Linked DNA regions of Homo sapiens: all the other regions are linked to region 3. The links are chromatin loops, found by intact Hi-C in ENCODE. Cell type or tissue: endothelial cell of umbilical vein. All regions are shown on one strand. Region 1 has its middle 340 kb from the start of LINC01809. Region 2 has its middle 330 kb from the start of LINC01809. Region 3 has its middle 440 kb from the start of LINC01809.

Region 1 (8,000 bases), 100 kb before region 3:
GGCTGAGGTTTAACATGCTAAATGGAAAGAATACCAGTTACCTTTGTATAATAATAGCTTGTTCTGAATATCTACTTTACAGTTTATATAGAAACTTCACATATAATATTCTTATGTGACTAACGTACAAGCAGTAATGGCCATTTCTTCCTTACTACCACAGTAAGTACAAAAAAAAAAAAACCTCTACCTTTCTATAAATATTGATGCCCATATCTTTCAAATACTATATGGTGTAAGCAACTGAGGACACTTAAATGGTCATATAATCCAGATGACTTTATTTTACTGGAAATTAAATCTTAAATTATAGGGAAAACACCTTATAATGGTGGACTCTTAGAGGAGAACAGAATTTCATAATACAGGAATAAGGTGTGATTCCAACAACCCAACAGCTTTAAGAACACCTAAAATCATACAATTTTATACAATTATAGATATATGACTGTTTTCTATAGTTATATTATGGAAGTAAAATATATTAATTCTACTCCAGAGCTAAACTAGGCAAACATCTATAAATACAATATAAAAGCTGAATAAAAGGAGAGGTTTTTCCTCCTCCACCAGAGAGACTCGAAGTGAAATTCGAGGTGGTCCTCTCTTACAGAGAGCCACAGGAACCACTAAAACAAATTGCCGAGTAGACCTACTTGAAAATAACTACGGTTGGGAGCATGATCTTTATTTCACCAACTGTTCTCATCAGTGGATACCCCAGAGCTAAGGGTTCAAAACTGCATGTTGCCTATTAAGAGAAGTTACTTCCAAATTTCCTGTGGAAAAACAAAATTGAGTGCCTTTATGTAATCATGATTTGCTAGGGGTATTTCATATTTTTATGCATTCATTTGTAACGAGTTGCAGTATGTACGAAGTAAGATGAAATTACTGAAAGTGTTATAACATGCTGACATATACCAGGTGATTGCACAGCAATCATCTTACTATAACACAAAACAATCCATTATAAAGAGGAAAAACTGTAAAATGAGGCTACATCTGGAATATTTCAGTAATCCTAAGCATAAAGTTTGGAAGAATAATGAGCAACAAGGATTTAAATTAGAAAGCTGTTTGATAATCACCTGTTGGGATACTGGTAGGCACATGTGGTGTAAAATAATGAATAGCTATGATTTATTTTAGTTATTAACTTGTGACACTAACAAAAATATGGTTAATAAATATATGCTAGGTAGAGACAATCTCCGTAGACATACTCCATTATTCCTCAACCCTAGATGAAGACACGGGCACCTACCATGATATGTACCTGTTTAACTCTTCTAGATTTAGTCATTTCTTTGTGGATTCATTCATTCTTTGGATTTCTCATATAAGCCCATTTCAGAATGTCTCAAGACTTCTCCAATCTCCACTTCTCTCTCTCTTCTTTTTTCTCTGTCTGTATATATAAAGATTATATAATTTATAATGATAAATTATAGACATATATTTGATATTGTAAATATATTTAATTATAAAATATGGATACATTTTTCTAAACATGACATGAAAAATGATGTGTGAAGTATCATGTCTTGATTTTCTCTGCTACATTCTTTTAGAGTAGGAAACATTCTGCCTTTTTTTAAAAGTGGTTTGGCTCGTGAAGTAGAAAGGTGTAGAAGCAGGTAACACTCAAGGCTCAACTAACAATTTCAGATCTTTAGGCCTCCTGGCTAACCACTGATTCATCCAGCTCTATCATGCTCACTTCTTGGTCTTTTCACTGCCCTTTACAATAATGACTTTGCATGTTCGGGACTGATTTATCAACTCTACTCTGTCTTCCTGAGCTCCTGATGTTACTTTCCATTTTCTGCTATGTTCCAAGTCAATTCAATCAGCTTCTCTTTGATGCTGACCTAACTGCTGAGAAGTAGGTTTTCCCTCACCTCTCGTATCATGGCCTGATAATTAATTCCTTCTTGATAACTTATTAGAACTGGAAAACTGTATACTAAAAATGAATACATATATTTATATGCTATGCTTTTATTACACACACAAATGCATGCACACACACATACTTTTTTAAGGGTGAAGAAGAAATTCATTACAATAAACTATATTAATTGTTTCTAAGTAACTGACTACTATTCAATATGGCAGAAAGTAAGTTGGGGCCCAGATAAAAGCAATAAATTCAGAATTTTCCAGTAATAAAGGAATATGCAGAAGCTAGAGGTTTTGCAGTTATGCAAGATCAATTCTATATTATATTAAGTCTCGGTCTTTTTATGTTTTCTCTTGCCTGCTATATCTGCCCCAAGTCCTTTAAATGTTTAAGAATGGTCCTAAAAGTTGATTGTCCTTCTGAGGTGACAGAAAGTGGGTTCAATCACTACATTTAATTGTTTACATAAGACTGTATTTGTGGGGCCACATCAGGTTCTTCACTGAGCATTATAGCTTCTCTTGGCAAGAGGCAGGATGAAGCTGCTAGATTTCAGTTATAGACTAAAAACACAAACATAATAACGCTATGGATGATGGGTAATGTTATGGGTAAAGAGGTTCACAAGTCATTCTGATATGCTCAAACAATTAGTTTCAGGAAAATTAATGCCCAGGTAAAGAAACATACATTATTGTTGTTATTTTGTTTTGCTATGTTTCTGACTGGCATTCTGTTTACTATTTGTCACCAGCAAGTACAGCAAGGTCCTATTCCAGGAGCACAAGAAGTTAGTTCTAGAGGTCAATGAAAAGAAATCAGGAGTTCCTGTGCATGATTTGAGAAACAGAGCCTTGCATATAAAGTGAAACGCCTTACGAAGGTGTTACTGGGAGTTTCAAAGGGCAAAACTGGGGGAATGCTGAAAACCAGGGCTAAAAGCTGTGGTTCTGAGAGAGCTCTGAAACTGAGCCATTTGAGAACCCAGGCACAGGATGTAAACCAAAAGCAGCATGAAAGACAGTAGTCAGAGCTGATGGGTGTGTTGGGCCAAACAGCATCTTTCATGCCTGGATGTGATGTGGCTTTAATACACAACACATACATTTTTACTGAATCCATAAGTGTCTTAAAAGTGTATCCCACATTTCGACTTGTCAAATTAACAGTTCATCCTTTAATGACCACCATGAATTGGACTTGCTTCCTGGAAACATTGACAATTATTGCATCCTGTAAGTGTATCTACTGCTAATGTATCCAGATATGCATCAAATAGTCTACTTCTTAATTGTGCACTTTTGCTGCATATGTATCATTTAATTTTATTTTCATACTCTTCTCAAGGTCAGAGACCGTGTTTCTAGCTTAAATATTCTCAGTAAATAGTACAAGGATTTAGTTGACTTAAACAATTTAACATTTGTAAATGAATAGGTGGCACAGATGACAAATTTTAGAAGAAAGCCAAGAATATATATTTTGCAATATTGAAATTTTTCGTTTAGCTGATAGTAACATACACCTGATTATCAACATAAACTGTGGAAAATATTTTTATATAAAACTTTGAATGAGTAGAATTTAGAAAGTTTTTTTTCATATATTTCAACACCCATTCTCAATTTAAGAAATTTATTGTCATTGCCCTATCTTCAGGGAAAATATTAGGGCAGCGAGTCAATGACTGCTTGCTTTCTGGGCCATCAGTAATTCCTGAGAAATTTTCTGAATGTTTGGAATAGCAGAGGATGGACAGCGGATTCATTGCTGGGAAATATAATCTCCGTAATGGCCTTTGTCACATTTTGCAGCATATAAAACATTCCTGGGAGACAAATGTGACTCACTTAGTTTGCAGCTAGCTCTTTAGGGTCCATCCGTCTTCCCAGATGTGTCAGTAAAGACACTAAAGGCATGGTGGAGTGTGTTCTTCGGGGAGGTTTCATTTACTCTTTAATGCAACAACCGTTTATAAAATACCGCTGGAGAAAACAGTCATTTAAAAGAAACTCATCAGTGGCAATATCATCTTATTCTGAAAGCTGGTACAAATGAAGTAAGGCAAAGCTGATTTTCACTTCCTCAGGATGTCCTCTACTGATTTTCCCCTTGCAGCACAGAACAATCACAAGGCTCAGGAAGGAAGCTGATGCTATATTTGCTGTTCATGATGTGATGATGGGCTCACACTAGAAGGCTTCCTCCACAGGTTACCAAACTTTGACCTTCAGCAAGCTAGGCAGAAAATGAAGCTCTTCGTACCCACATTTGTCTATGTTTTACACTATAATTATCTTGCTAGAAACACGAAATGATGAGACCGTATCTGGCTAGAGAGTCCTCTTTTGTGAGTGTGTTTGTATGTGTATGTTTAATGAAATCTCACTGGTCTAAGTCAGAAAAAAAACTCCTCCTTTATAAAAATCTTTTTAATGAAATAAAGAGAAGAACTCATCAGATAATAGGTGCCTATTTCCATTAAACAGAGCTAGTTTTTTAACATGAAACAGATAGAGAGATTATCTCTGTCCTCTCCAATTAAATTCCTTCTTTAAAAATGGCATATTTTGCTAACAGCTTTAAGATACTAATATATAAAATTATATATACATATAGATATGTGAGGTTTACAACTTGATGTTCTTATACAAGTATACATTGTGAAATGCTTACCACAATCAAGCTAACTAACATATCTATCTTCACATAGGTATCATTGTGTGTTTGCGTGCATGTGGTGAAAAGATTAAATGTAAGATCTATCCTCTTGGCAAATTCCAAGTATGTAATACAGTATTTTTAACTTTCGTCCCCATGCTGTATATTAGATCTCCAGAAGTTATTTGTCTTGCATAACTGAAACTTTGTACCCTTTGACCAATATCTTTCCATTTTCCCCACCTCCCACCCCTGGCTGCCAACATTCTGCTGCTGTACTGTGTTTGACTTTTATAGATTTCACATATAAGTGAGATCATGCCATATTTCTTTCTTTGCTTATTTCTTCCAGCTCCATCTTCCAGCTCCATCTATGTTGTCGCAAATGGAAAGATTTTCCTTTTTTTAAGCAGTATATCTATCTATATAAATATATAAATCTATATATATAGATACATGTATATACAAATATATAGATATAGCTATAGATACACGTATATATGTGTGCATATATGTACATATATGTATATGTGTGTATATTTTACATATATTTATATATACACATATATATGTGTATGTATATATAAACAGATTTTCTTTCTTCATTCATCCATCAGAGGACTGTTAGGTTGATTCCATAACTTGACTATAGTGAATAATGCTGCAATTAACGTGAGGGATGAGGGTGCAGGTATTTCTTCCTGATCCTGATTTTCATTACTTTTGATGTACACTGAGTTGTGTGTGTGTGTTTGTGTGTGTGTTGTAGAAGTAGTAGTGTGTGTGTGCTGTACTACTAGCAGCACTATTTTTAATTTTTTAAAAAAGTCTCCATATTCTTTTCCACAATGGCTATACAAATTTACATTCCCACCTTTTCATATATCTTTTGGCCATTTTAATTTCTTCTGTTTAGAAGTATTTATTTATGTCCTTTCCTCATTTTTTATTTGGTTATTTAATATACAGTTGTATGAATTCCTTATATGTTATGAATATTAACTCCTTGTTAGATATGTGGTTTGAACATTTTTTAATGTTTCTGTATGTTGCCCTTTCATTCTGCTGATTGTTTCTTGTGCTCTACAAAAATTTTTTAGTTTGATATAGTCCTACTTGTTTATTTTTGCCTTTATTGCCTGTGTTTTGGTGTCATGTCCAAAAAATCATTGCCAAGACCAATGCCAAGGAGTTTTTCTGCTCTGCTTTTTTTTTTCTAGGAGATTTTACATTTTCAGGTTTATATTTAAATCTTCAGTCTACTTTGAATTGTTTTTTGTGTAAGTAAAGTAAGGTTATACTTTCATTCTTTTGCTTATGAATATGAAGTTTTTCTAACGCATTTATTGAAGGGTTTATTTGTTTCCTATTTTGTAATCTTGGTGCCCTTGTCAAAGATTAGTTGATTTTTATTCACATGGGCTTATTTCTGGGCTCTCTATTCTGTTCCATTGGTCTATATGTGTGTTTTTATGCTAGTACCATAGTGTTTTGATTACTATACCTTTGTAAAATAATTTGAAGTTAGGAAGTTTGATGTCTCCATCTTTGTTCTTATCGATCAAGATTGTTCTGATTATTTGAGGATTTTTGTAGTTTCATATTTAGTTTCTAATTGCTGTTTCTATTTCTGTAACAAAATGCCATTGGACTTTTGGCAGAGATCACATTGAATCTGTAGATTGTTTTGAGTAGTATGGACATTTTAATAATATTATTTATTTATTTAATTTTTTTATTATACTTTAAGTTGTAGGGTACATGTGCACAACGTGCAGGTTAGTTACATATGTATACATGTGCCATGTTGGTGTGCTGCACCCATTAACTCGTCATTTAACATTAGGTATATCTCCTAATGCTATCCCTCCCCCCTCCCCCCTCATGGATATGAGATGTCTTTTAATATTTCTTTCATTAATGTTGTATCATTTTAGTGCACAAGCGTGTTATCTTTCTGGTTGAGTATTTTTGTTGTTTTTGTTGCTCCAATTAAATTTTACAAAAAGCTCAAATGTTCTCTGGGAGATGTCAAAAAGGAATTAGATATTTTATATTGTTGTGCGTTATGGTCTCCTTCCAATGGGAAAATGGAAATTTCTGGGAAAATATATTTTGCAATACTCTCTTCCCTCTCCCTATCTTTATTTCGCTGGTTGTGGGCCGCACATTTTAGTACCATCTGTGTAGCATGCCCTTCCTCATAGTCTGACTGCTTGTTCCCACTTTATTCCCTTGGACTTTTCTTTTACATTGTCCTTGATCTAATATTGCTATAATAGAATAAATAATAAAATAACTCTAAGTCAAGTAACAGTAGCCAGTAATGGCTTAGAATACTGTAGATTATCTTCTAGAGTTTTGGCAGAGCCAGCAAATCTGCGTATGATCTCCCCAAAAAGGTAATTAAGTAGAAAGTTCTTAGAAAACCAGGTAGATTTAAGAAAAGATATTATTTTAGCATTGCTTTTTAAAATTCACTTAGCAGCATATGTCTATTTTTTTTTTTTTTTTTTTTTTGACAGGGTCTTACTCTGCCACCCAGGCTGGAGTGCTATGGTGTGATCATGTCTCACTGCAACCTCAACCTCTCAAGGAATTTTCCCACCCCAGCCTCCCTAGTAGCTGGGACTATAGGCATGCACCACAACACTTATCTAATTTTTTTTTTATTTTTATGGATACAACGCCTTGTTATGTTGCCCAGGCTGGCCTCAAACTCTCAAGTTCAAGCAATCCTCCCACTTCCGCCTCCTAAAGTACTGGGATTACAGGCGTGAGCCACGTGCCCAGTCTCTTTTTTATTCCATTGTTTTTGTCCACTTTAGATACAGCTTGTCTCTGCTTCTGATGCTGCCCATGAGTTTCAAATCAACATAGTTCTTTTCTCATGTGTAACATAGCTGCTGCTTGTACTTAAAAAAATTAAAAGGCCTACTGCATTTGCTAGATACCAAACTGCTGTGGAAGGGGAGTTCAAAACATGAAAATCATACAAACTGAATCTTGCAGTAATTTTATTTGTAGTCATCAGATTAGAACTATTGGCTGCTGTGCCAGCTAATCAAGAGAGACCCAGTCACTTCTTTAAATCATGCTTCAACATTTCAGAAGAGAGAGAGAACAGATTCTTTGTTTAACAAAGTTGTGTAGCATTTTTCCTCCAGAAATACAATTTTCTGCTGAGAATAAAATACCTTCTTATCAGACTATAGTAACTAGCCTTGACCTCCCCCTTACCTATTTTATTGGACTATACCATAAAGTTTTAAAAAATTAATATATCCTTTTGCATTAAAGAAGTAGCATAGAATAGGAAAAAAAAATTTTCAGTTGTAGCAATATAGGAATGTCTTAAGGCTGAGCACAATGGCTTGTGCATATAGTCTAAACACTTTGGGAGGCCAAAGTGGAAGTATCACTTGCGGTCAGG
Region 2 (8,000 bases), 110 kb before region 3:
GCTAGCCAGGTTTGCTTCAATTAAAATTATGAAATCATTAAACTCAACCTGCCCCAACACACACATAATCATGGTAGTAGCAGAAGAAGATCTAGGAAGTATATGGTGTGAAATGGATCTATTCATTATAGGAACATATTAAGAAGAAAGGATAAGAAATAAAAAAAAAAGAATGCTGTATTTCAGGGAGTTGGAACTGACCTAAACCAGTTTGGCCATACAAAATTATAAGGGATTTTTTGGTAGACTTTTGGAGCCACTGAATACTTCAAGATAAATTGTAGTTAGTTAATCCACCACACTCTAATCCTTCTAAGGTAATAAAATCCAATATCAAACTACAATATATCCCTCACATTTATTAGAGAAATAATTACCTTGTAAAACTTCCCAGCACAATTATATAACATGCCCTCTAGATTAGATGACACACCAGCTTTCTGTCTTGTAAATATTCTGATGTGGCATTAAACATTTATTAAAATAAAACACAACACTATTATAGAGATAGGATTAAATATGCTAATACTATGGAAAAGGTAGGCAATCTAAAACTTCCAAATCTGACCAGACACAGGGCCATTTCACTACAGCACATCCAACTCAGTCTAGCAGAGTATCTCTAAACTATTCTTGCTCATCTACATGTCTTGAAAGACATTCATTTCACTAAAGAGGGATTATATACGTCACCCACAGTAGTTATAAACATGTGTCTACTTTCACCAATGAAAATCCATTTTTAATATTTATTATGACAATTAGCAAAGATCTGGTTTAGATAAGAATTAGGTCTATCTGAAGTTTGTGTATTCACCACCCCAGTAGTCACCATCCCAGCTGGCCACTGCTCACCACTTTCCATCTAATTCTATGCTTGGTAGATGGAACAATGAACAAAAGCCTTGAAATTTATTATGAAATGCAGAAGCATGCTGGGTATTTGCTTTTATTTTATGATAACCCTGGAGTGAAATAGTGAGTGTTGATTTTTAATCAGGTACAGTTAGGACAACAGATTGGGAGATGACTGCCTTTAAAAAGATAATTTGGTACTCACAGTTGACAAAAGGAAGGTGCATTCCAAGCCGTGCAGAGCCACATGCGGTGACCAAGGTGAGTCAAGAGACAAAAGTGCTGAGAAGAATGTATACTCTGTTGTTTTGGGGTGGAGAGTTCTGTAGATGTCTATTAGGTCCGCTTGGTGCAGAGCTGAGTTTAATTCCTGGACATCCTTGCTAACTTTCTGTCTCGTTGATCTGTCTAATGTTGACAGTGGGGTGTTAAAGTCTCCCATTATTATTGTGTAGGAGTCTAAGCTGGAAACCATCATTCTGAGCAAACTATCGCAAGGATAGAAAACCAAACACCGCATGTTCTCACTCATAGGTGGGAATTGAACAATGAGAACACTTGGACACAGGGTGGGGAACATCACACACCGGGCCCTGCCAGGGGGTGGGGGAACGGGGGAGGGATAGCATTAGGAGATGTACCTAATGTAAATGACGAGTTAATGGGTGCAGCACACCAACATGGCACATGTATACATAGGTAATAAACCTGCATGTTGTGCACATGTACCCTAGAACTTAAAGTAAAATAAAAAATAAAAATAAATAAATAAAAGAAAAAAGAGAGAGAAAAGAGAGAGAAAAGAGAGAGAAAAGTGAGAAAAAAATATGGAATGTGGGCAGGAGCCTTTATTGTGATTTCTGTCTCAGTAGGTTCAAGATCTGATAATTTTAATAATTTCAGTATGTTTTGGAGCACCAGGGTTGTCCCTAGTTGTCTGGTACTGGCCCTTGGGTGATTAGGGCAGGGGAATAGTGACCCTGAGGGTGTAAGCCTGATTAAAGGAAGTGGTGGGAATGTGGGCTAGTTGGTTAGTTTGTATATGAAAGTCACCCTTGCAGGCCAGTGAGTCCTTTACTGTCTCTAGGAATTGGCTAGGCCTTGTTGGACAGTGTCTCTAGGATCAGCAAGGCCTCAGATGTCAAAGCGTCAGAAATATAAAAAATAGGAAGTCATCATTTATGCGTTGTAATGTTGGATTAAATGCTTCTGAATTCTCTAACAAGAGAAACTGACCATACACTATTTAGCTTAAACTAACCAACCAATACATACTGTAACATTGACAAGGCTGAAGTGTTTTTGAAGTAAAAGACATGGTGTATAGTAGCAGCTTCATTAACTTCACATTTTAATCTGGGTCCTCTTCATCATTTTTTTACTTTACTCAAAATACACACACACACCAGTCCAAATATTTTAACATATATAATTTTATATGTGTGGGTGTACACATCCATAATGAAATGATGTACAATTAGCAGTCTTGTAATATTTACTTAAGGAATAAATGAACATTTCTTATTTTAAATGTCAGAAGAGAGACCAATAAACAATAATGTATCAAATAGTATCACAATTATCTGAATACTCTGCTTTGTTTCAGAATGGCATATTGGAAAAATACACATTATTGGCATTTAGTTTATTGGAATATCTAATCTTACATTTTAGCTCAGTTTTTTTTTTCTGAATAAACTTGTTCTCTAAAAGTCTCAACATTTTCCCATTAGCATTTAGAAAATTCTAGATTTGTAATCGTGTGTGCAGTAGATTCAGTGAAGCCTAGAATTGGTCTTATTTGAAAAGCACATTACACTGGGCTTTGAGTACTGTTAAAATGGAGGGGTAGAAGTATATCTGAAGCAATTACCAGAAATCTAAGGTAAAAGTTAGAACAAAGTCATCGAGAATTCCAGAGAATTATATGGAAAGTATTATGCAGAAATTAAATACCAAGAAAGAATAGTCAGTCTAATTCAGGTCAGTGCTCATGGTATTAAAAGAGAGATTGAGAAAGAGTCAAGAAGACTTTTTAGTGCATTGAGCTCTGTCTCAGTCAGTTTTTAAATGAGTTTTACTGAGGGTTTGGAACCTAAGACTAAGCAAACACTATCCCAAGTGACTGCTGCTCACCACAGTCCAACCAATTCTATGCCTGACAGATGGGGAGGGGGCACATGGAAAGCCTCATTCTCAAATTCAGAAAAAAATATTCATTACCAAATCCAGAAGCATGCTGAGTAATTGCTTTTATTTGATGCTCAATACAATAAAAATAAATTTGCTTGTTTAAATTAATGAAAATTGAAAAAGAAAACCCAGATAGAGTACTTTGTCCTAAGAAAAAGGTATTTGACATTTTGCTCAGCAACACAGGTTTAATTATGTTAGCTAACATAAGAGGTGAAATTGGGGACTAAGGTCTTATGTTGAATTAATATTGATTGACTCAAGAACATGTCCTTAAATTGAAGAAAAGAAATAACTTGACCTTTGAAGCCATTAAAGTTATAAAGCTTCCTTTAAAAATATAATTTTCTCTTGGAGAAGTTTGATTGATCACTTTAAAGGAGGCTGTCAGCAAATGTTATAATTTTCCAATAATTTGGACAGGGCTCATCTAAAAATGGAGATTGCTGTTCAGACAAAAGTGGAGGAAACATTATTTGCAACTGCAGGTAGGGGAAAGGAGTAATTTCCAATTTATATGCAAAACAACAAATATGTATAATCCATTCCTCTGGCTCAGTTAGTTAAAAAATAAGAGAGTGAGAGAAACTCACTTAGCAACACTATTTTCTAAGCATAATATTCATGTTTCCAAATGGAGCCAACTAATCGGCCACATCAGCAGTTTGCCAGCCTAGCAAGTCACACATGAGCTGTGCATGGCCCTGACTACAAAGCATACAAACCAAAGCTTATGGAAGACAATAAACATGGGATTTTGGAATATATTCCTGAATATCTCCTTGGAGACTTACTAGACCTAGGGCTAAACCTGTTAGTGGATTCACAATAAAGGAGAATGTCAATTTATAGTTGCACTTTCTCTTGTATTTCTAGAAGAATAATAAGTATTATTTTCTTAACTATTAATTCTCATTAAAGTTTTCTGTGTCTTAATTCTTGTTCAAGTTCATTTTCTGCCTCTCTCTCACACACACACACACACACTAAACATTAAGTTTATACTTAAACTTAATATATAAATTAAATAATTGGAGGAAATCTGGAGCTCTACTATGCATACAGTTGAAAAACGGTAGTACAATGTGTCAACATTTAATCACATGCAAACATCCTGCAGTTTGAATTATTGCAGAAAGAGGGCAGTCTTACATTTTAATGCAAAATCAAGATGTGCATTTAGCTATACTGTGGTCAACTGTAAAAAGAAAGGAAAACTGCAGTCAGAAAAATAAAAGTTCTGGCTAAATAGGATCCAGGACTAGCCCTATTGGTATAATAAATCTGAATTTTCTGTTTAAGTACAGGTGGCTTTTAGTCTTCAGAGCTAAAGCAAAATCAATATGTGTTTCATTCTGCCTACTCTCCTACCTCCACTATATGACCTTATTTTCTATTTCACAAAGAAATAGAAAACATCAAAGTTAGTTTTCCATTACCACACCTAAATCTGTGACTATATCCTTACACTGTCTTCAACGCTCAGAGCAGGTTTGTTACTGTTCTTCAAGGATTATCCCTCCCACTTTGTTCTTCATTTTATTCCCTACCCTCCTCTCCTTTCTCCACAATCCTCACACATCCTTTCAACCAAGACTGGTGTTATCTACCTATCATGCTTCTGTGTTTTCCATATTGTCATTTCTTTCTGTCTCTACTTGGTACTTATACACTTTAAATCCATTAACACTTAATACAAAAAAGAAAAAAGAATCCTTGCACCCCTAAAATAACATCTATTTTTCTCATTACCGATCCACTCAAACACATTATTTTTGGAGGAATACTCATGTGACAAAATTGTGTTATTTTGGTGGGCTCACTGAAGAATAATGCATCATGTCAAGCTCACACCCTGGCCACAGATATAGACATGAGACAAATAACTACAGTATGTAGAAGAGTCATAAAGGGAAAATTGCTGAGATGATGGAGGCACTTAACAGAAGACTTACTATATCTTTCAAAACCAAGCTCTACCTCCTCATCTCACAACCCATTTGCTTTCAAGCTACTAACTCCCGTCTACATACAGGACTCCACTAAATCTTCACTTGCCTCCAGTAAGCATGACCTTATAATTGATACATACAATGATCTTTTGACCTGCTCATAAAACTTCTTGAAATTCTCTCCTCTGCTAACTTGCATCACATCCCTTTAATCAGCCTTTCTGATGTGAGAGTGATGTGGCTATTACACATGATAGCCTAGGTAACAAGTTGCTTCGTGACGTTTATCTATATCTAATGTTCCCTAGATCTTTAAACCTCAGTATATTCTATGATATTTTATGTGAAACATGTTATCTTTCCATTCAAGCTTATTTTTCCTTCTACATTTTTATTTCTTGTGTGTCACTAACATTTATATTGTTGCCCAACCTAGAACCCATGAATTTTTCCAGACATCTTCCTTCACTGCAACCTGCAACTTTCGTCAGGTACTAAGTCTAGCAAGCTCTATCTCCATGAAATTTATCATGATGTCAGCTCGTCCATTTCTAATGGAGCATTCAATGATATTTGAAATATCTTTGAAGTTTATTATGCAACATAAGGATATGTAAATATGTATAAATATGTGGAAGTATGCATAAATTCATTAAAACTATAAATTATAAAATATATAAAAGTTTTTATATATTTTACATATATATGTGTGTTTCTGAGTGCAAGCGTGTGTCTCCATTAATACAGCCAATGTGGTACAGAAATACGTACACAAATAATTTCAATTGGACTTATTTTTTTATGCCAAAATGTAAACCAAAATGGAGTGGGGAATTCTGTATGTCAGGCGTTTTATGTGCTTTGACACACACCAAAATGTAGAAAGATACATATGTTTAAATATTCCTTCTCAGTGAAGGCTTGCCCATCCACTTCATTTATAACTTCAAAACATTCCATTTCTTAACTGAAGCCTGGTGGGTCTCTCCACTTTTATTTTCATCACAGTACTCATCAGTAACCAACACATTATAAATTGTTCTTATTACTTTTTATGTATGTCTATTCTATCATAGAAATATAATTTTCTATTATAGAAATTTTAAAAATATTTGTACATGCAACAACTAAAACAGTATATAGAAGGTATATAACAAATATAAGTTGAACATATCCTTTTACACTGATGGATGATAATGCCTTTAATAAAATACTATTTATGAAATGCTTAATATGTGCCAGGTATGCCATAACCTTATTCAATTTTTACAAAAATATTTAAAGTGATATTATCCACATTTTCAACATATGAGATATTGATATTTTGTAGGTTGTTTGTATTTCTTTCTTTTTTGAAGCTTATTTTTTAGAGATGAGTTCTTGCTATGTTACCCAAGTTTAACTCAAACTCCGGGGCTCAAGAGATCCTCCCACCTCAGCTTCTGAGGCACTGAGACTACAGGCATGAGCTACTGTGCCCCATTAAGATTTAGTGAGTTTGAATTATTTGCCTAAGATCCCATTATAGGGAAATATGGATTTATACTCATCTACGTAATGTGAAAATTCATGTTTTTAGCTACTAAATAATTTCAGCTTCAAGTAGTAAGGACCACATGAGTGTTTTCATCCTTGTTAGAGTTGCATATGCCACTAAACCTGCTGATATCTACATTAGAGGATTCCTGCTAGAAGTAAGTAGATTACTGAGCCATATAAGTGAAAAAAAATTAAATCTAAAAATGAATAAGACAATCCAGAACATATAAGTATAATTTTAACTAATTTATTTGTCATAATACATTAATCATGACAGTTGACACTTTAGGCTAATAAAAATTTTCATTCATATTTCTATAGTTTATAGCACCTGATTTAACAAAAGAAAAACAATTGTGAAATTCTCTTTTTCACTTACTTTATTTTGATTAGTCCAGGAACTGTCGTAGGATTATATTTCTTTTATTTCTGAGACAATTAGAGAATAATCATTTGTATTCTTTCCATTAAAGGCACTTATTTTATTTGACCCTTTTCTTACACTTTATAGTTTTGCTTTATATTTGGAAGAAGTCTGTTTAAATCACAGAACATAAAGATTTAAAACAAAACAAGAAAGGAAGAATGAGGAATCTCACTATTGCAAAGACATTGCAGGGCATATCTGTATAGCCATTATTCTTAATGTTTGGTACCAGTTCGGTATTTTTTTAGTTGAAATAGTTTTTTGAAATATTTTCTTTGTAACTAAACTAGATGTTCGAATCAATTAATTATGAAATGGTAATAAATTTCTAGTTATTTAGGATGAGGAGCTATGGACATTTCTAGACTAATATATCACTATTATTTCTAGCCATAGTATAGTGGAGCATTAAATACAATTGTAGGTCATTTTGGGCATATCACATCTTTAAATCAAATTGTGGAGTCATTATTGACTAGCTAAGTGATAATAATTAAATGAGTTAACTTGTATTAGTAATTTTTTCTTTTTGAAAATAAAATTGTTTAATGCATAATTATATTGGGATTTGAGTAGAAAGAACCCAGTACAACAGCCAAAAATTTTAGTGATTAATATTATCATCATCATCATCACTATAGCAATGTTTTATCCCACAAACTAATGTGTTTTGGAAATATGTCTGGACTTAGGCATTATACTAACTTAATTTAGCCCTGTACTTTGTCTCCAATGTGATGTGTATTCTGCTAATTGGTATAAAGAAAATTTCAGCTGGGTATGGTTGCTCAGGCCTGTAATCCCAGCACTTTGTGAGGCTGAGGTGGGAGGATCACTTGAGCCCAGGAGTTTGAGACCATCTTGAGCAACGTAGTGAGTCCCTATCTCCAGAAAAAATTTGAAAAATAGCCAGGCACAACAACACATGCCTGTAGTCCCAGCTACTTTGGAAGGCTGAGGCTAGGAGGTCAATGCTTTGGTGAGCCATTATTGTACCACTGCACTCCAGCCTGGGTGACAGAGTGAGACCCTCT
Region 3 (8,000 bases):
ATTAAATTGGTCATAAATAATAAATGAGCCAAAATTTATGCTTTAAAGCTGATAAGATATGTGAGCCACTTCATTTGATGTGTATTTTGGATCCCCATTGTCTTTACTGACCTGATGATTTGACTCTAGGATGCTTCATAAAACTTCAGACAACCCTTAATTTTAAAAGAGATAGACAAATGCACTATTTTAAGTGGCTTTTGACATAATTCAATAATGTTAATGAAGACTAGGTTTAGGCTATGAAAACTTACTCACCTTATTATTGAAACTATCCTGAATGCACTAAAATAAAAAGTGTATACCTATAGGAGAAAGAGGTAGAAGGAAGGAAGGAATGGGAGGGGGGCGGGGAGGGACAGAGGGAGGGAGGGAGGGAGGGGAGGGGAGGGGAGGGGAGTTAGTTGAGCTTTTGACTAAGTCTAAGATGTAGAATTATGCTACTTAAGGTTTGCCGAAAGGATACTGTATGTTGGTTTAGAGGTAAGACTGAACTACTAATGAAAATACAACAAAAATATTTGCAAATATTTATTAAGCCTCTTAGGTATGGATTACATTATAGAAGTTACTTTATTCAGACTGAACAGGATGTTTGATTATGGCATTTGCATTGCTTTCCTGTTATTCTTCTAAGTATCTTGAAGGTAGTTTTTTCATTTTTGTTGATCCACTAATCATCATGCCTAAAGCTCTGTTTACCCATGTATTTGCCAATCTGCTGTATTCACAAACCAGATAAATGCAAACTACTATTTTCCCTTATCAAAAATTGCATCAATTATTAATATATGCTGATGTTTACAGACTATATAATGAAATGCCTTCCATAAAGGCATAATATATGTCACAGTCAATATATGTCACAGTCAAATTGGCACATACACTTCACAGGGAAGAACTTTTAACAATTATATCAGTCTAACCTAAAAGATAGTGTTTTTTGTTTTTCTTCCAAATTATGACCTCTCTGCTTTGATCTGGGAGAAAGGGCTATCATAGTAAAGGTAAATCTGTGCAAAAAGGAAATTGAGTTAGAATACCAATCAATACAATCCCAACACTAAGATTCCATGTTTCTACATCCATTTTGACTTGTCAAACACCAAAAGATAAAGCATGCTTCCCGTACCATAAATCTTTCCAATCGTAAGCTTTGAGTGGCTTTTAAAATTTCTTTCAAAGTTTTTCCCAATCTTTCTTAATTATTATTGGGGGAAATTAATTCTACGTTCTTTGTTTAACAATGTGCTTTACTTTTATCTCATGGCTGATTCAGAACAAGAGTTAGTAACATATTATATAAAATATTTGAAAGATAAGTGTCACAAATCTGCCAATCAGCCTTCAGTATAACCGTTAACTCTCTCCCTGTCCACTCACCCTACATCAAAGCCTGCCAAATAGAAAGCCAAGCACAGAGGTCCCAGCCATGCTTCTGATCCCTTTATTCTTAAATATGAAGAAGCAGCAAAGGTTGACAAGACATTTGAATGGAGTATAATGTGAAAAGCAAGACAAATCAGATGTACAAGTGACCTCAGAAGAAACAGATAATTTATAAAAGAAGATAGAATGTTCAAAAATCACATACCACTCAGAGAGACTTGTGAAATAAGTACAACCATAAAGAATACCAGGGTTACTTGACAAATGACACAAAAAAATTAAAAGTTTACTTCAAAATAAAAGCCATTTTTACAGTAGAAGAAATAGAAGTTAAAATAACACAACCACCCATTTAATAGGGTGAGAGAGAGAGAAAAATTTCTCCAGAATGTCAGCCTCATAAACTGACAAGATAGATGCTGTAACACCCAATGAACGAAAGTTCTAGAAAGAGAGAAAAGGGAAAAATAAAAGTGATATTTTCAAGGACATAATGGTTCTGGTAATTAAGGAATAGTTGATTTAAACTAACCATCCTGCTCAAAAATTTTCTAAAAATGAAACACAGAAAATATCTGAACATCAAGGACCTTATAAGATCATGACAAATGAATGGTTTAAGCAATGAGAAAGGCTTACATCCTCAAGAAGGGAACAGAGCTGTTTCTGCTCAGAAGCGTTTGCCAGTAGAATTCAGAGCAACACAGAAGACTCAGAGATTTGCATTAGAGAAACTCAGAAGTCAGGGAGAGAGGAGTCAGAATGTTTGGGCAACCAAAGATGGAGCCACCATTTGTGGAGAAGACTTCACATACATTTTGTTGGGACCCAAGAGCTACTATATTTACTTTGGGTCTGAGAAAAGTCACCAAAGGAAGAACTTCATACTTGGAAGTGGTACTCCAACAAGAAATAGAATTTATATTCAGTATCTAGTAAAGATGAAGACCAGGAATGCAATTTCTGCTCTGGACTGGGACTCCTAATGGCCACACACTGTAGCTAGAGAAATAGATATTGCTAAACTCAAGATCAGTTCAGTCACAGGCTCTGGACTGCTAGCATATTCAGGTGATCGACAAAGAAAAGAAAATCTTATTTTAAGGAATAAAGGTGATTTCAAAGAATATCACAGCCGGCGCGGTGGCTCATGCCTGTAATCCTAGCACTTTGGGAGGCCACGGCGAGTTGATCACGAGATCAGGAGCTCAAGACCAGCCTGGCCAAGATGGTGAAACCCTGTCTGTACTAAAAATACAAAAATTAGCCGGGTGCAGTGGCAAGCGCCGCCTGTAATCCCAGCTACTCAGGAGGCCGAGGCAGGAGAATCGCTTGAACCCAGGGAATGGAGGTTTCAGTGAGCCGAGATCATGCCATTGCACTCCAGCATGGATGACAGAGCGAGACTCTGTCTCAAAAAAAAAAAAAAAAATTCTCAAAATTATATCCAGCAAATAATCATGGAGACAAAATACATCGAAAGCGAAAATCAAAAAACATAATAAAACAGGTAAACAAAATAGACCAACCAGACCCAAAATAGACCACAAAATAGACAGTATGAAGAGAAGGCCTATCTTCCATTTGATTTAACTCCTAAATGGAAAACAGAGATAGTGGGGCAGAGTTAATGTCTAATGAACCATAGTGAAAATAATTTCCAGAAATGATTTAAAAAGCATCATTTTACTCTTAAAGAAGCCGAATAAAACTTAAAATAATAAAATAAATCTTCCTAGACACATATTAAACTTCAGAAAATAAAAGACCAGACAAAAATCTTGAAATAAAATATAGCCAGGAAAAAAGGCAGATTAACCGTAAAGGGATGGCATTTAGACAGACAGCTGTCTTCTCAGGAGCAATATTAGAAGCAAATGCAGTAAGAATCCTACCTTTAGGGTGATAAAAAGGGATACATGCCAGACAATAATTCTATATTTAGAAAAATTTTTAAGAATTCAGGTGAAGTAAAGCTATTTTCAGGCACACACATATGCACAAACAGAAAAAAACAAGCTGAAGAAATTTGTCACACAGACCCCACACTAACAGAAAATTTAATTATCAGGCAAAAGAACAATGTTAGTAGAGGAAATATTCAAGATTTTAATTCAAATAAACATTGTTTCAATTTCTGAATGAACGATGACTACCTAAATGAGCAATCATAAGAATATCTTACAGGTATTAAAATATTTAGTGCTAAAATATGTGACAGCAATAGCATATAATTTTGAAGGCTATATGTGGGGTTAAAATATTCTAAGAATCATATATTCTCTAAGAAGAAGGTAAAGGTAACAGCAAAAAATGAATTCATTAAATTACAAAGGTAGAGCATTCTTTTTATTAACGAGGATAGACTAAGCTTCATTTCAGTTGGATGGTGGAAAAGGACCTTGGTTGCTTACATGATAAATGATAATCTCTCTTTCATGTCATAGTACAGTGCTTGTTGACAGAATAGTCACTAACCTTTTATCTTGTAGCTCCACTGGCCTCTACATTTTTTAAGACTTCCGTATTTAGTTTCTGCATGAGGAAAATGCAAGCATCAAGTGTAAGGGCAAGCTAGAAGTTGTGATTGTTTTTGTTCATATTCCATTGGCCAGAAATTGATTTCATCGTCCTGTCTAACTGAAAGTGTCAGAAAGATGTAGCCATCCTATGCATCCAAGAATAAGAGATCAGGGTTGTTGGTGAGGCTGCCACATTTTGAATGGAAACGGCTCAATGAGAAGCAAGCTGGGTGAATTGTACTGACCCATTCAAGATAACAAAATCGTAGAATTCCAGAGAAGACAGATAGGAGGGAGGAAACATGATGGGCAGTGTGAGGATGTAGAGATCCTCATTTTATGTTAGAAACTTAAGATAAACTGTCAAAAGGGAAGTTTACATTTTTTTACAAAGGAATTCCAAGCGTAGTTGACAGAAGAACAAATGGTATTACTTATTTTAGTTCTAAGAAGTTCATAAAGGAAGGGGAAATAGAAGAGCTTAGAAATGTGGCAAAGCCTCATCCTGTCCTTTATGGCAGGGGTCAACAAACATCTTGTACAAGGTCAGAGAGTAGATATTTTTGACTTTGTGTGCCAGAAGGTCTCCTGCAGAAGCTATGCAGCACTCAACTCTGTTGCTAAGCGAGAAAACATCTCTAGATAATAAGCAGCAAAATGGAGCTGGCTGCTTTCCAAGAAAACCTTATTCACAAACATAAGTGTCTCTGATCCCTGCTTTATGACAAGAAGATAATAGATGGCTACAGCACATTACTCAGCAATAGGATCAACATTTAGAATTATGAAAATAACCCTCACCAGAACAATAATAAAAAAGATTAAAATAAATTGCTCCAGAAACCAGGACTGGGGGATTCCATTGTATTATTTGACACTTTCCAGTAATACATATGCATAATTTCAACCACAATAATGTCAGTATTCTCACTTTGGTATTTTTAAGTTTAGGAGAACAGGGTTGGAAAGACAGTGTGATGTGAGAATGAAAATTAGATTTATAAAAATATTAAAACAGAGTATTTTTGCCTTAGGAAACAATAACTAAAACACAGTAAAATTATACAGGGTCCCAAATGTTCAACCTTAAATAACCTAAGCCTTCATTTTAAGTGTGCAGAACAAAGAAATGACAACTTCTGCTCCATGTCTTAAAGCCAGGAAGGGGCTAGTCAGGCTAGTACAACAACCTTGTATTGTTAGAGCCATGTTCTTCCCACATTTCCATTCTTCCTCCGTGGTTATTGAATGCCCACCAAATATGAAGAAATGAGAGACCATCCTGGTATGTCTGTAAGGATTTAATGCTTTCTTTTTAAAACCAAGTTGATTGTCATGCTTTTAGGTTCATACTTTCCTCTGAACCTGTCCTTTGTCCTGCATAGATCTGTAACTTAATTTATGTGACACATAAAATTAACCTTTCTAATCTTTGGAGAATTTTTTTGCAGGTGTCAAGACAGTATCATAATTGGTTTCTTTCTATGCATTTATGTGTTAAAATGTCTTTACCCTTTACCAGACTCATGAAAAACTCTTACATTTATAGGAAATTAAGAATAAATCAATTTCATTTTGTGAAGTCACTACTTGAGCTTGAGATTGTGGGCCTTTACTTTTCTTAATTTGAAAAAAATTATTATGATTTTACCCTTTAGCACTAATATTTCACACTCTTTAGAGATTTCAGTGATGCTGTTAGCCATTAATGCAAGTCAGTCATACAATGTGCAAAGGACAATGTACATCAGTCATACATTTTTATGGAAAGCACCGTAAATAATAGCGGCCACTGCCACATGCCCCAGATCCTCACACCAGGGTAACCACACACAGCCACTAAATAAAAAGGTATAAATGGGAAAATACAGTTAGAGTAGGAGTAAGACATTGTACTGCACATCAAATGCATCATAAAAGGATGGAACCTGCATAGTAGTGCATAGTATGCAGTTGTTCTTGAAAAAGGTGAATTGAAACATGGAATATGTCATAACTTGACATCATGTCTTCTCACTTCAGCATATTGCATAGTCTGCTCCCTCTAACACAGAACAATCTTTTCCTCATTCTTTGTGTAGTCAACTCACAATTGTCATTTATGATTCAGTGCATGTATCATTCCACAGGGAAGAATTCCCTCACACACACTCCAGGTTATGTTGTGGTGTTTTCACAGCTCTTTAATATTTATTAATAGAAAATTCACTATTTAAATAACAGTTTGGTAATTATGAGCAAAAGTGTCCATTAAATTGTAAATAACAAGAGGGCTTTCAGGGACCATCTCTGTTCTGTCAACCTCTGTTTCTCCAGGACTTAGTGCAGAGCTGAATATACAATTGACACTCAACAAGCATTTGTCTTAAAGTATATGATTGAGACAATGATTATTTTTTCCACATATTTTAATAATGTTTACAAAAATGTGCCTCAGAACATTAGGGTCATTCATTCATCTCTGGAAATATAATCCATAGTAAACCTGAGTCTGTCATTACCTAATAGGTGTGGAAAAGTAGAAGGGAAGCACAAAGGCACTTAGCCTTTAGTGTATAGGTCCTAGATTCATTCATAAAATAAGAAAAATAATTTGATATTTCACTCTTGTCAAATGAGCAACACCTGAACCTCAATTTTGGTGATTACAATAGAAAGAATATATCTACATAGGTAATTCTACCCCATAATGCCTTTTCTATTTGCATGCAACATTTTTCAAATTGCAGAATTACAGTCTGTTTAGGAATAATTAAAATTGATTTCTGAAAACTTGTGTCAGATAGTTGCCTAAAAATATGTCTATAATAATAAATATTTGATATTCAGAATTTGTGAATAGAGATGAAAACTATAAAAAATAAGTTGTTCTCTGCAAAAAATCTTGGAACCATTTCAAAATATTAAAATTATTTAGAGAAATTAGTCCCGATTTTGGCAAAGGGAGTGAAAACTTTTCTCTGTATTTGTCACCTATGAAACTAACCTTTGTTAGTTCCCAAGTGATAAGTTTTATCCACAGTTGGTGTATGATGGGCAACTTTACCATTTTAAGATTTTATTGCTTAATTCAAAATTAACTTCATGATTCACTGAATAATTGTAATGCCTTTTTTTTCTTGAATGGATAACTGCAATCTTTTGTATGTATGTGTTAAGTATCTTGACAGGGGAGTGGGTTTGCAAGGAACTTTAACATAGACACACCCGTCCCCACAAAACACATACAAATAATAAAGCAATATACAAATATACATTATATTAAAAAAATGGAACTAGTGTTATGCTAAATTAAAATATCCCAGTTATCAGGAAATACCATTCTGGACATAGGCCCTGACAAAGATTTTATGGCAGACTCCAAAAGCAATTGCAACAAAAACAAATATTGACTAGTGGGACCTAATTAAACTAAAGAGCTTCTGCAAAGAAAAGAAGCTATCAACAGAGTAAACACACAGACTACAGAATGAGAGAAAATATTTGAAAACTATGCATCTGACAAAAGTCTTATATCCAGAATCTGTAAGAAACTTAAACGAATTAACGAATTAACAAGCAAAAACAAACAACCCTATTAAACAATGGGAAAAGGACATGAACAGACACTTCTCAAAAGAAGACATACAAGCAGCCAACAAATATATGAAAAAATGCTCAAGATCACTAATCAATATAAAAATACAAATCAAAACCACAAGGAGATTCCATGTCACACCAGTCAGAATGGCTATTACTAAAAACTCAAAAAATTACAGATGCTGGCAAGGCTACAGATAAAAGAGAATGCTTATACACTAATGGTGGGAACATAAATTAGGTTAGTCACTGTGGAAATCAGTCTGGAGATTTCTCATAAAACTTAAAATAGAATTACCATTCAACCCAGCAATCCCAGTATTTGATATATACCCAAAGGAAAAAAAATATTGTTCTACCAAAAAGACACATGCATGCGTATGCTAATTGTAGCACTATTCACAATAGCAAAAACGTAGGATCAACCCCGGTGCCCATCAACAGTGGATTGGATAAAGAAAATGTGATGCATATACTCCATGGGATACTACTCAGCCATAAAAAAGAACG

Evidence for each region. Peaks named below come from ENCODE experiments on the same cell type or tissue, not always from the same donor. Only the 100,000 strongest peaks of a DNase experiment are listed, where the experiment ranks them.
Region 1: a loop joins it to region 3, with 16 times the contacts of the local background. A loop is called at or near these places in 3 of 110 quality-filtered maps.
Region 2: it touches region 3 in a loop (8-fold over the local background); 3 of 110 quality-filtered maps call a loop at or near these places.

The regions. Positions count from the first base shown.
Region 1 is chr2:83,182,306-83,190,305 of GRCh38, reverse strand. No RefSeq gene overlaps it. Among named protein-coding and RNA genes, the nearest start is that of LINC01809, 340 kb to the left of the region's middle. In endothelial cell of umbilical vein, no CTCF peak of the experiment used is centred here; a DNase peak (open chromatin) is centred at 4,035; H3K27ac peaks cover 2,337 bases.
Region 2 is chr2:83,192,621-83,200,620 of GRCh38, reverse strand. No RefSeq gene overlaps it. Among named protein-coding and RNA genes, the nearest start is that of LINC01809, 330 kb to the left of the region's middle. In endothelial cell of umbilical vein, a CTCF peak has its summit at 4,191; a DNase peak (open chromatin) is centred at 4,210; H3K27ac peaks cover 391 bases.
Region 3 is chr2:83,078,528-83,086,527 of GRCh38, reverse strand. No RefSeq gene overlaps it. Among named protein-coding and RNA genes, the nearest start is that of LINC01809, 440 kb to the left of the region's middle. In endothelial cell of umbilical vein, no CTCF peak of the experiment used is centred here; a DNase peak (open chromatin) is centred at 4,517; H3K27ac peaks cover 2,285 bases.